Linked DNA regions of Mus musculus: region 2 is linked to region 1. Evidence: chromatin contacts called from ENCODE POLR2A ChIA-PET data. All regions are on one chromosome and are shown on one strand. Each heading gives the region's core, a stretch centred on a gene start or an enhancer-like site at or near the end of the contact. The rest is flanking DNA. Distances are from core to core; before and after follow the strand shown. Region 1 holds the start of Fam76b (family with sequence similarity 76, member B). Region 2 holds the start of Endod1 (endonuclease domain containing 1).

The links. ChIA-PET counts read pairs that join two places held with the same protein, here RNA polymerase II (POLR2A).
Region 2: POLR2A ChIA-PET joins it to region 1 with 10 read pairs in Patski. The contact joins the promoter of Endod1 here to the promoter of Fam76b in region 1. POLR2A ChIA-PET finds 5 or more read pairs at or near these places in 2 of 5 experiments (Patski and embryonic stem cell).

The regions. Positions count from the first base shown.
Region 1 is chr9:13,826,108-13,832,855 of GRCm38, forward strand. It overlaps Fam76b (family with sequence similarity 76, member B), which reads left to right and starts at 1,609. Exons shown (of 10, transcript NM_176836.4): 1 at 1,609-1,954; 2 at 2,653-2,717; 3 at 3,618-3,672; 4 at 4,875-5,030. The coding sequence starts at 1,868. It overlaps Cep57 (centrosomal protein 57), which reads right to left and starts at 1,000. Exons shown (of 11, transcript NM_026665.4): 1 at 749-1,000. The coding sequence starts at 793.
Region 2 is chr9:14,378,258-14,385,066 of GRCm38, forward strand. It overlaps Endod1 (endonuclease domain containing 1), which reads right to left and starts at 2,985. Exons shown (of 2, transcript NM_028013.3): 1 at 2,414-2,985. The coding sequence starts at 2,713.

The DNA.
Region 1 (6,748 bases), core at 359-2,858:
ATCAAAACCTGCAGCGCAGTAATTATCTAATTAGTACAGTGCTTTGCTCCTTCTTCAGAGTGGGATTTCTATTCAATTCCTTCCTGTAACTTTAGGACCAACGGTCGGCTAAGTACAGGAACATTTCTAAAAAGAACTCCAGTTTTCTCACATTTAATTCTTATTTCTTCCTATTGGAGCGTTTTCCAAAAGACTGAGCGCCACAATCCACTCTTAAAACATCAGTGACTAACTAAACCCGCAGGCTTAATTTTCCCGATCGCTTCTCCAGAGCAACTTTTCCATACAGAGTCTAGTAATGGGAAGTGGGAATGCCCGGGCTCCGCCTGCAAGGGTCGCGCAACAAACAGAGAGGCACGGCAGCAAGGGCGAAAACGCACTCTGGGGACCACGGACGCCTCAGCGGCTGCCACTCTACAAACCTGCACACCTACCTGTTAGTGAGTTTCCGAGACGGGCCGTTACGCTCACGTGACCGACAGAGCTTTGTGTTAGCGGGCCTGAGAGTGCACCAGCCAGGCTCGGGACAACGCTCCAAAGCACCGGCTGAGAGGACAAGGGAACGCAGGGTGGAAAAGGAGGTGCTCCAGAAAACACAGTTGCAGCCTCCGGGAGTGGCACGCGGCCTCGGGCAGCCCGCCATCCTGCGGGACGAGGGCTGACGCCAGATCGCGGGCCCCCTGAAAAGTGAGGCAACCCGGAGAGCCGTACAGGCCCACCTGGAACCCACGCGATTGCCGCCCCTTACCGAAAACTGAGAATCAGAAGCCGCCGAGACCGAGGCTGCCGCCATCTTCCCACCTGCGCAACCCCAGACGCCGTCCTTGAGCTCCTCCTCCGGATTCGACAGCCGCCCGCCTGGGGCAAGCGGAATCCAAGTCCCCGATGGAAGGGGCGGGCGAGCTGCGAACCCTATAGGAGCCTCGGTCTCGCAAACCACAAGGACGCCACACTCAGCGCGCACGGGAAAGGCAACGCGTCTTGATAGACGCCTTCCAGTGACCAATCAGAAAAGAGGACAACTTCTGGTGGCAGGGAAGAGCCCGCCTCCTCTCTCGGTGACGTCACAAGGTAGCGCATCGCGGAGCCTGCGGGAACGGCAACGTCTGAGTTGACAGACGGCTCTGGGAGCGTCTGAAAAGGGATGGATTTTCTGGATGAGGAAGCAAAGGCTAGGGCTTCTGGAACCTTCAGCGCCTGCTGAGGCGGATGACGGAAGCTGAATAAAGGAGAATGGAAAGTTGACATACTCCATCAGCATCCCAGGAATAAACTCCAGAGAGCGTTGCTTCTCCATTTGATGTACTGACCTTTCGGCCAATGACAAACAGAAGTAGGAGGGGCTTAAGGATATGGTCCAATGGAAGCCAAGGACTGAAAAAAAGCGGCGTTTCGTGGACCCCCTGGCCAATGGGCTCAAGCGCACCAGCCAAACGACGACTGGCCGTGGCTTGTGGGCGGGATCTTTTCAAAGCGGATTTCGCGCTCTGAGAGCGGCGGCTTCCTATTGGTTGGTACTTTCTCTCTTTGTGGGCGCTCCCTGCCGAACCTAGGCCAGGGACTGGGCGGAGCTTTCTAGTGACGTAAGGCTCTCTGTAGCCAATCGTAGAGAGGGACGCGAGACCGAGGAGGAAGCGGAATCCACCGCCTAGCTCCCGCTTCGTCTCCCTCCGCCGCGGTCCGGGCCTAAACGGGAGCGGCGGGGCGGGCGGCAGTAGGTGTCCCGGGACGGCGGCGGAGGCGGAGGGAGACGCAGGGGACCCGGCAGTTACCGGGACTGGGCCACAGCAGCAGAAGAGCCCGCGGGCGGGGCAGCCGAGTTCCCGGAGGCCCCGCCTGAGCGCGCGCGGAGGAGCCGGAAAGCAGGATGGCGGCGTCGGCCTTGTACGCCTGCACCAAGTGCACGCAGCGCTACCCCTTCGAGGAGCTCTCGCAGGGCCAACAGCTCTGCAAGGTCGGTGGGCGCCGGTCGTTCAGCGCACCGCTCCCCGCCAGGGCCCGGGCATTATATGGGCGAGCCCCGTGTCGACCGCGTCCCGCCTGCTCGCAGGTTGGGCTAGCTCGGCCGCTTCTGGCGGTCTCGGGTGGGGCTGAGCCAAGCGGCCACCAGTCCTCCGTGTCGCAGAGATTGGGTGCAGACTCTCTCATCCCAGCTTTGGCAGGGACTGCCCTCTCCTTCCACTGGGAGGCAGGGCCCGTGTTTGCACTTTCTTGCTAGCAACCCGAAGCTGCAGAGCTGATGGCATTCTGCTTCCCTGTCCCGGAAAGCGAAGCGACTGGTTTAGGAACAGAGTGCTCTCTGATTTGGAGCTCCTCCCATCCCATAAAAGCCGGGATGCTGTCTGTGAGCAATTGTACAAAATAACTAGTAGTTTCACATGTAAACCACCCCTGGAAGTCAGTCCTGACAGCTTCCTTAGTTTCTCTCTGTTCCATATACCCCCTCCGCACCCCCCCCCTCCACTAAGGACAAAAATATCCCCATGGAATTATACTCTGCCTGACGGCTGATGTGATAAGTCACCCAGTTGTTTACGTTGCCAGCCAGGTTTTATTGACATTTCAGGCACTTGACTAAGTCGATTAATTTCTACCAAAGAGTGAGATTGGGTCTCTGAAATAAATACTGACTTATGTATTATCTTATTACAGGAATGTCGGATTGCACATCCTATTGTAAAATGTACTTACTGCAGATCAGAATTTCAGCAGGAGAGGTTTGTATACTGAGCAGTCTTTCATTGTTACAAATTCGTATAAGGAATAATTAGGGGTTGTAATATTTGTGTTAAAGTGCTTTGAAAAACTGATTTGTTTTTGAAATTTAAAATTTAGAGCTACTATGTACAGTATGAGAGAAGACATTTAACTAAAGAAATTCTGGTTTTACATGTGAAAATAAGGGATAAAATTGATAGATGGAAAATGTACACTTCTGCCAACAGTCAAAATATAAGCAATTACTTTTAAACTTTTTTTTTTTAAATGGGAAACTGCTAATTAACCTGAGGAAAGAGCTACAGTGTTACTAACTGCCTTGGAAGACTGAAGTCACTGCCTTAAGCAGTGTGATTAGCACAGATGTTTTTAACAGGAAATCCCTCTTTTAGAGGACACAGAGTAAGCTCAAGAGAACAAGTCCTTTTATTACTGAGTATGTGGACATGACAGTGGAGACTGTGGACTGGGGAGTGCGGTGGGCCCTGATGCTGAGGATGTGCAGTCATGGTGGTGAGGGAGCATTAGAGCCAGAGGGAAGGCATTAGAGCTTCCGCTTTATCTTCTTTATAGAAAATATGCACTGAGCTGGGTGCCTATAAGCATAGTGTTTGGAGGTGGAGGCAGGAGAATTACTACTTAGAGACTAACCTGGGCATATGTCCTGAGACCTGTAGGCACTGTGTAATACATAAATTATATATGGAAAATTTGTCTTTAATAAAACTAAATTTACAGAAAACTATTCTAAAATTAGTACTGTTTTTGAGAAGACACTCATTGTTAATTAGAATAAGCAATGTGCAATCTTTGACTCGACCATTTACTTTAGGTCAGAATATGTTAGCTTACCCTGGAAAGCTACATGAGTGTAATCATCTGAATAATTTCCTTTTCAGTAAAACTAACACAATTTGTAAGAAGTGTGCTCAAAATGTCAAGCAATTTGGAACAGTAAGTATGTTTTCATTTCAAGTCATTATTACTGACTAGTTAATGTTCTTCATGACTTTTCTCATAAAACAGTCCAGTCTCAATACTTGTGAATCTGTACATATCAAAATAGCTCATGGAAGAAATTTCCTGTAGTCTTTTTTTTTAATTAATTAATTTATTTATTATATGTAAGTACACTGTAGCTGTCTTCAGACACACCAGAAGAGGGCATCAGATCTCATTATGGATGGTTGTGAGCCACCATGTGGTTGCTGGGATTTGAACTCAGGACCTTTGGAAGAGCAGTCAGTGCTCTTATCTGCTGAGCCATATCTCCAGCCCAATTTTCTGTAGTCTTGATGTGTAAATGAAATCATTTAAAAACAACTGCATGCTTTAGAGTGAATTTCAGTATGAAGTTTGTGAAGCTATCTTTTAAAAGTACAAATGAAGGAAATTCCTTAATGTGAACATAATTATTTACAATGTTAACATAATCAAGCTTTCTCCTGATTTGTGGAACTTTTTATATGGTAGTACTATTCAAGTGTTCAAAACTAATGACTATTGGTACAAATTGGCTGATACACACACACATATCTTTTATATTTATATATATGCATATATATATATGTTGGTGATAGTAACATATCAGTGCTATTTATGATTGGTCAAAGTACTGACCTTAAGACTTCATACTGTCCTGAATATCCAAGAAATCAAGGATGCTTATTGTTACTTAAGTTGAATATGCTTATACAATTTTTTTAATATTGAAAAGATATTTGTGTTTACTGTGGCAACAACCTATACATGGTTAAATTATTTTAATTGAATAAATGATGTAAGGGTTAAGCCTGCTGTATATCACTGCAAGTTCTTAGCCTCAAATTACAGGTTTATGAGACTTTCCTGTGAATAATTGTTTAACCTCATAAGCCAATTTTATATTGTATAAAAATGCCGTAGAAGTCCCGAGTGTGTTTCTCACCGTGGTCAGGTTTCTGGGCAGAGTGGTGGGCCTCAGGACTGCAGCAGTGAGGGTTAGTTGAACGAGTAGACCCATGATAGTTCACTTTGAATACATACTTGGCAGAAACAAATGTTTCTAACTTAACACTTTTCTTTATTAACCCCCTAAATATTTTACTAGCACTGGATGTGTCTGATACAACAGAGTTTTGTATATCTCGGTTAAACAAAATGTGTTTATTTTTCAGCCTAAGCCTTGTCAGTACTGTAACATAATTGCAGCATTTATTGGTACCAAGTGTCAGCGTTGTACAAATTCAGAAAAGAAATATGGAGCACCTCAGACCTGTGAGCAGTGCAAACAGCAGTGTGCTTTTGATCGCAAGGAGGAAGGAAGAAGGAAAGTATGTTTTATTTATGATGTCTTCTAGAAAGAAAACAAGTTGGCAATTGTTATAGTCAGTCTATCTCTAAGATACTTGTTTCTGCTGCCTGAAAGCAGAATGGAAGAGTAGCATATCTTTCTCTGCATTGTGTATGGGTCCATGTTGGTCAGTTAGGGTGACTATACCTGACTATGGCTGCGCCTCTAGTCGCAGCTCCTTAGGAGGCTGAAGCAGGAGGGTCATTGGAACCCAGGAGTCCAAGGCCAGCCTAGACAGTGCAGTAAGACAGTCCTGAGTAAGAATGTTTATAATTCCTTTATGATGGCAATTCTACACTGTTCATCCCAGTTCAGCTTTGTAGTAAGTCCTTTTACGAATACTCTTGCTGGTTACTTGAAATTGTTGCTGTGAAAAAAATACCAGATGGCATATTAGCACTTAAAATTCAAAGTTAGTGTTCTGCCTTTTGTTCGGCTCCTGTTTGAAACTACTGTTTGTTTCTCTCTGCCTACAGTGACTTAACTATTAGGTGTACATGTGCCATTCCTCTGCTGATGAGCATTCCCACAAGCCTCCTGTTTGTCAGTTTCAGTTCTTTGGAGGATGACTCTCACTTTGAGGGGCTTACCCAGATCCCCCCACAGCACTGTATGTACCTTAGTTGTAAGACATGTCCCTCCAGCATTTCCTGTATGAAATGAGGAAAGGCAGAATCTAGACTGAATTTTGGAAAGAAGTCACTTTCTCTCCGCTGGACTCACATGATTGATTCTCATTATTTGCAGTAGTTACTGTCTGTAAAGTTGCCAGAAGCGCCAGTGAATAGTGAGCCATGGCTTTTAGGAGAAATTCAGGAATAAGTTCCTGCCTATAATCCTAAGATGCGTGACAGTTCACCGATACGTTTGTGATTTTAGTGTCTGTTGAAGATAACTTATCTGTGAATTTAATTGAACTCATAGCCAGGAGCAGTAATAATAGCCGAATAAAATTATAACTAGCTTTTTTTTAAAAGTTCATCACAGCCTTTTTTTAAAACTAAAAATGACAATATTGAATGACTCCTGGAAAGAGCAGTGGTTTACGGTGCGAGAGCTGAAGCATGGAAGAGTATCCGGCTTGTTTTGCTATAGCTGAAGCTGTGACGCCTCTGACAGGAGTTTGGCACTGCTCTACATCTATGTGAACCACCATAAATAGGATTCTTAGAGATCAATAGGCAAATCTACAGATTTATAGACTCTGAGTATAATGAGAATTGATTGTTGTTAAGACTTCTGTTTTTGTTTGTCACAATATTTTACTGTTGTGGGAAGTAACTATCATTTTGGTAATTACACTGAAACTGATTTCTGTCTATAAATGTTTTGCCTGCATATATGAATATGTACCATGTGCCTACCTAATATCCGGAGAAGTCAGGAGAGGGTGCTGGATGCCCTGGAACTGGAGTTATAGGTGGTTGTGAGCCACCATGTGGGTGCCAAGAACTGAACCTGGGTTCTCTGTAAGAGCAAAAAAAATACACTTAACTCCTGAGCCGTCTCTCCAGCCCCTGTTGTACTTACCTTCTAGACTAAATAAAAGCAGTGTCTCTCAAAATTAAAAATAATTTAAACAGTACTGGAGGTCTGTAAATCAGTTCTCGTAGCTAATTTTATAATCCTCTTACAATATTATTCAAAACATCAAATGTGTTAATTAAAAAGATCTGCATATGTACATTTATTCTGGAA
Region 2 (6,809 bases), core at 1,735-4,234, 550 kb after region 1:
GGTTTTAAACACATTTCTGCATCTTCCACTCAGAAGCCTTCTTCAGGGAAAACTGCAGGCTGCCCAAGGCCTGCCCAGCTGGGCTGGGTGCCATCCTGCCTGACGCATTGTCCATTGCTGAACTCCCTGTCTGCCTCCTGGACCTCTTGATCATGCTGACCTCATAAGGTGATATGGGCACAAATGGATTGGCAATAGAAACTACTTGGAAGCATCTAGAAGCACACAGATCCCTGAGCAGGACTTACAGTTAGGCACTGGCTCAGAGGCTGGTGTTGAAACAGAAGTAGAAACAGCTCCAGAGACCACCTGCATTTCTGTCTCCTCCCTCCTTTCCCCTCCCTCCACTGCCCTCCCCTTCCCTTCAGTGTTCTTTGGATCCCCTTGTTGACTTCAAGGTAGGTTACTGTGGAGCCCACCATGATGCAGAGAAAAGCAGCCTCAGTTCTCAGCCTTGGCAACTTTCGAAGGGCATGGCTTGCTCAACTTGTCTGTTTTAAGACAGTCTCATGTAGCCCAGGCTGGCCTAGAACTCACGATGCAGCCTGAGGATGACCTTCACAATCTGAGCTGAGTGCTGGAACTATATGGGTGACCACCTTTTATGCAGTATTGGGGGTTAAACAAATATGGCTAAGTGCATGCTGGGCAAACACTCTTCCCTCTGAGCCACAGCGCAGGCCTCCAGGACTGTTCGGAAGTCAGGACATCTCACAGCTCCAGCTGCCCTTAGAAACTATTCCCTTTAGCTCTCCTCCCCCATCCCCTTACTCCACCCAGGGTGCCCACAGCCTCCCTGTCAAACACTGTTCCTTGTGACTCTCTTAATAACAGGTCCAAGGCTCTGCCTAAGTCTCCTTTGGTGACTCCTTCACCTGCTCCTCCCTCCCATGATTGCTCTTTGAGTCCCTCGGTTCCGGGGCGCATAATCCAGTATTAGTTTACCTGCTCCACTCATTCCCAAGCAATGATCCAAGAATCTGCCACACCCATCTCATACAATACCACTCTGAAATTCCTTCTTCCTCTCTCCTGAACCCTGCTAATCCTTCCACACTCAGCACAAATGCCAACCAGACCCTAAGCTTTCCCCTATCACGTTACCAACAGATTAAATCTACCAGGACTCTGTTTACCTTGGTGAAATTATGTGTCTTCTGAGCATCACAGCAGCAGCTAGTATTATGGGTCACTGGAGAACTTGGAGTCCACACCAGTCAACAGGGTCAACTGCTAGTCTCGAGGAAGCAGGATTTGAATGCACACAGGGAGGCAGCAGTTGGTCACTGGGTATATTCAGCATTCGCAGGACTTCACCCTGTTATGTTTGTCCACTCTAGCCACTAATGAACTTAATGAGAATGGACTGGGTTGCTGCTTTCTTCCCAGACCAGGGGTACATAAAGAACTTCTAGGGGTATACTGAGGGAAAGTAAGTTTAGATCGGCACATATCTTCCCTATATGCACAAGCTAAGAACTCTTTCTACTGGCCTGAGCTCAGAGATCCTTACAGCAGGACGCTGGACACAGGAGGATGTGAGAAGGTAATATTGGTGCAGACTGCCTGAAACCTGCCTGGCCAATGGTAGCTGGAAATATGACCAAGGTACAATCCATACTTTCAGGTGGAGACACCTGAAAGCCAGAAGCTTTGTATTGGTGGCCGGCAGGAACCAAGGGCTCTGGGACACACAGGGCTGGAAGGCTGGGGAGAAGTCAGAGAGGCAGGACAGGGTGTCTTACTGCGGAGACCTGGCAGAGGAGAGCCAGTCAGCAGTTTCTGTATGGCCCATGGAAGGCTTTCTCGGTGTTTGATCCCTGCCGCCAGACAGACCCAACACTGTGAAAGGTCACTTGATTGCAATGGTCTGATAATCTACAGATACGAAGATTCAGGAAAAACTGGTTTGTCCTTTCTGCGTGGGTACTACCCCCACTGAGCTTCCCAAAGTCCTTGCACTGTCAGAAGCTTTCCCCTAGCAGAAAGGGCAGTGATTTTCTAGCCTCAAGACCAGCTCACTCATCTCACCAGCTGGGTGGTCTTCTGCAAGCTCCTTCACCCCTCCTTGTCTGGAGCTGCTTCCTGTAAAGTGGGGTGAACTTGCCCACCGCCCAAATGTTGCTGAGGGGATGTGGGCGGGCCTGGGAAGCTTGTGCTTCCCGCGGATCTGCCCGGTCTTGGCCACCAAGGGCTGTCTCCCAGTTCATGTTCTCTACTACCCAGGAAACCAACCAGACACTGCAGACGTCTGAGCCCAAGAGGAGGGAGGGCCATCTCCTCGGGGAACCTCCCGCCCCTGCGGCTTAAGTGGAGACTCCCACCCAGGCAAGGCAGGCTGCAGTTTGGGGATGGGGAGACGCTGGGGGGTAGATCTGAACTTCAGATCCCGGTTCTCCCGAGTCCTGCTTACCTGCGGCTCCAGCAGCCCGCGCTGCTCGGCACTGCGGGACGCCGGGCGCGCAGCGCGAAACGCGGAGAACACGGGGATGCGGTGGCCAGGACTGTACAGAGTGGCGAAGCGCTCGGAGCCCGCGAAGCGTTGACAGATCCTCACGTGCGCTTCGGTCGCCAGCCCGGCGGGTGGGGTCCCCTTGTAGAAGAAACGGTCGCATTCGCCGAAGCCCGCTTGCTGCGGGAGCAGCAGCCGGGCCTGCAACAGCCCTGCCAGGGCCAGGAGGCCGCCCAGCGCCAGCCAGCGCGCACAGCCCATGGCGGCCTCTGCGCGGCCGGGCGCCGCTAGAGCAGGGAAGTCCGCGGTGAGCCTCTCTGGCGGGGCGGCTCTGGGCCAAGGCCGCGCCCCTTCTCCGCCTCCACCCCGAAGATGGCTGCAGTGCTCAGCCGCGGCTTTCTGCGGCTGCACCCACCCCTGGAGACCGGACACCTGCCGCGGCGCTGCTGTGTGCCAGAGCTCCCCCTCCGCGCTGGACTGGCTTAGCCCAAGGGGCTGTCCCCAGGGCTGGCGCTGAGAAGTCGGACCTTGCGTGCACCAGGTTCCTCCGGGATGGGGAGATGTCCACAGAGGAGACGGTGCCTACCCTTCCGCATCAGACCCCAGTTAAGAAACCCTGTTAAAGCCGGGTTTTTGGTAGAGGCAGGGGGATCCGTAAGACCCTGCTAAATAAATAAATAAATAAATAAATAAATAAATAAATAAATAAATAAATAAATAAATAAATACTGATAAAGGAAGTTCTTAGGCAGACAGCACAGCCCGGCCGTGGTTTACTTGGTATGAGCATTAGATATCAAACCGAAACTCAGAAGGGAACAAGACAGCCAACACCCTGTATTCATCCCACTGCTCACATGCCTCTGCACACCCCCACCTTGAATTAGTAGAGTGATAACCGACAAGAGCAGGATCTCTGTTTGGTGAGCCTAGTATTAATTAAAAAACAAGCAAACAAACAAACAAACAAACAAAACATGCTGTTTACGGAATCACTGAAAACCCAGTGTTAATCCACTGCGTGACTCCTACAGGGTTTTAGGATACAGTGAAGGAAGTTGGCCTGAAAAGATGATATCTGAACTGACACCCTGAGGAAGGCAGCCCCAAGCTGGACTTTCCCAGAGGGGAAAAGAATGTGGGAGGGACTTGAGACAGGCTGGTGGAATAAAGAGCAGAGGAATCTGGCTGGGATGTGAGCAGAGTGATTGACTAGGATTAAGAAGCCCAGCCCCGGTTCCCACTCCCAGTAAATAACTAGCTGTGGTGGTGTGCACAGGGACCAGGAGTTCAAAGGCAGAATGGGCTTCTTGGACCCTGACTCAAACTGAAGTAATTAATTTAGTTTAAAAATAAAACTGAGGTCTGGAGCAACAGTATACATTAGGTTAGGGAACTGAGAAGGGCGACTTAGGCTCGTAATTCCGGGACAGAGGTTAAGACCAGCCTGGACTACAAATCAAGACCGTTTCAACAAACAAACAAACAAACAAAATAAATAAATAAAACATCACTGAAAGCTTGGATCTTTCTACCATAACCAGGTTGGGGAGATGGCTTCATGGTCACAGTGACTGCCACGCAAACTTGGCAGCGGGGGTCCAGATATAAGCAAGAGGATCTGTTTGCGTTTGATGCACAGAACCTGAGTTTAAAAAGAAAAGCAGGGCAAGGTGGCACAGACTTGTGATCTCATGTTGGGGGCACAGAAACAGCTAAGTTCTTGGGGCTTGAAGATCAGCTTGGCTTCCTTGGTGAGCGTCAGGTCAGTGAGAGTCAATGTGGACAGCTCTAACACCCAGGACTCTAGCTGTGTACATATCTCTGCCCCACTGCCTCAGACCCACAGTAGGCTTCAGTTTTATCCAAGCCTCCTGTGGGCTGCTGCCAGATATAAACATCTAATGTTGATAATACTGTCGACTTGACTTCCTTGTGCTCATAGCAAAAGACACTGTTTTTGATTTTGCTTTTGATTGCTCACATGTTTACTTTCCAAGGATAAAATTATAAATATTTTGAATTTTATTTTAAAAAATTAAAAATTTCCTTATCTCAAGATTCCAGAGGAAAAACAATTACAGGGTGGGAAGGCTTAGAGCTAATTCAGATATTTGCTGATCGCTCATTCCAGGGGAAGGCTGTCTTAGAAGCATCAAGAATGTTCAAGAATGCTTCCCAGTCTGTCCCTGCTGTCTGCCTGGTCACCCTGAGGCTCTCCCTTTCCACAGACTCTGCTCACAGGCAGGCAGCCCTCATAGTCCAGAGCTTCTGACTCAGGCCTGAGAAAGAGGCAGTGGCTGATGTCAAAGACAATGACATTAGCATACACTTCTGTGGCTTCAGTTTCTAGCCCAAGTTATTTGCAAAGATGAGCTTCCCTTGTCCCCATACCCAGATATTGCACCCTACCACCACACTGAATGAGCTCTTAGGGCTTGCCCTTATCTGTCAAATGTGGATTTTATTCCATCTTCCCTCCTACTCTATGTTGCAGATGGGAAGACTGTCCCTCTACCTCACTCTCCAATCACTCTTCCTGTGCCTTTGAATAAAGCCAGCCCCATGCTGATCATAGGACCACTGAAGCCACCCCGCTCAGCTCTCCTCTCTGACCACTCCCACCTTGCCCCATGCCCTAAGAGCTATTGAGTTTCTTGCAACCCTACAAACACGACACATTGCACTGGACCTTGAGCCTCTACATCAGGAAGTTCTCTTCCCTTGGCTAGCTTTTCTCTGCAGTCTGCCCCAGCTACCCTCACACCCTCAAGCCCTTCACCTTCCTAATAAGCTCATACTTTACGCCCAACTTGAGGTTAAAATTCCCTTCCACTTGTACCTATTAAGCACAGCATTTCCTCCTCCACCTAAGCCATAATTACCTTCACCCTTAGGTACTGTGGTGATTTAAATAGGTATGGCCCCATAGACTCATGTGTTTGAATGCTTGGCCCATAGAGAGTGGCACTATTAGTGGGTGTGGCCTTGTTGGAGGAAGTGTGTCACTGTGGAGGCGGACTTTGAGATTATATATGCTCAAGCAACTCCCACTGTCTGGAACACAGTCTTCTGCTGCCTGCTGATCAAGATGTAGCACTCAGCTCCTCCAACATCACTTCTGTCTGCATGCTGTCATGCTTCTTGCTATGATGATAATGAACTAGACTTCTCAAACTGTTTTCCTTTATAAGAGTTTCTGTGGTTATGGTGTCTCTTTACAGCAATGAACCCCTAACTAAGACAGACATATTCTGTGTGCTAGTTTTAAAGTCAAATCCCATGTAGTGAGAAAGAGGAGAGGGAGGAAAAAGGGAAGAAGAAAGGAAGGGGATAAGGAAAGGGAGGGAAGAAGAAAGACTTTTTCTTACAGCGCTTCATTTAGGCTTGATTGCTCCAGTCCATTTGTTCTCAGAATGCCTCTTTTCCTATTTATGTGTACGAGTGTTTGCCTGCATATGGTATGTGAACCATTTGTAAAGCTGGTGCCAGTAGAGATCATCAGGGGCTATTGAATCCCCTAGAACTGGAGTTGTAGACAAGTGGGAGACTTCATGGGGGTACAGCTGGGCCTCATTTTTAGAAAAATTTCTTTCTTCTTTAAAAAAGACATGATTCACTTTAATTTTATTGTATTTTTTAAAATCTGTGTGTGGTAGCCACAGCGGGTGCTTGGGTCCTCTAAGTAGAGACTCTGGTATGGATTTCCACAAGAACAGTGATTCCTCGTAAGGAAACTTGATGAACACAGTCTCTTTCCAGAGGTCAGGGGTCAGGTAGCTGTAGGTCTTGCAGATGACATCAAAGTTGGCCATGGCAAAGTTGCTCAGAGTGGCAGTGCAGCCCCTGGCTGATGTGTAGCAGTCATCTATACTGGCCATCATCAGTAGCTTCTTGGGCACAGGAGCAGAGACAATGCCAGTGCTCCCAGGGGCAGGGATGAGACGCACCAGCACAGAGCCATAGTGGCCTGTCACCTTGCATGGAACAACGTGGGGATTGCCAGTCTTGTTCCCCCCAGTAGCCTCTCTACATAGGAATGATAGAGAGCTTGACCAAGATGGTGGCCCCTCGGATGGCAATGGCTACCTTTCTGGAGCACTTGATTGTGAGGAGCGGGTGTGGCAGCAGTCCCAAGTTGGCGCCTGGGACTGCAGCTAAGTCTTATGACTTGCACCTGACTTCCTCATACACCTGAAAATAAGCCACGACCATCGTGAGAGCTGCACAGGTGCACCATGATGCTGGTGGTTTAAACAAGTCCATATTTGGTGGAGACATGCCCCTGCCGCCCTGATCGGCTGAAGCTGCGTGCCTGGTGAGGTGACGTGGCCTGCTGTGAGTGGATGAGGACTGA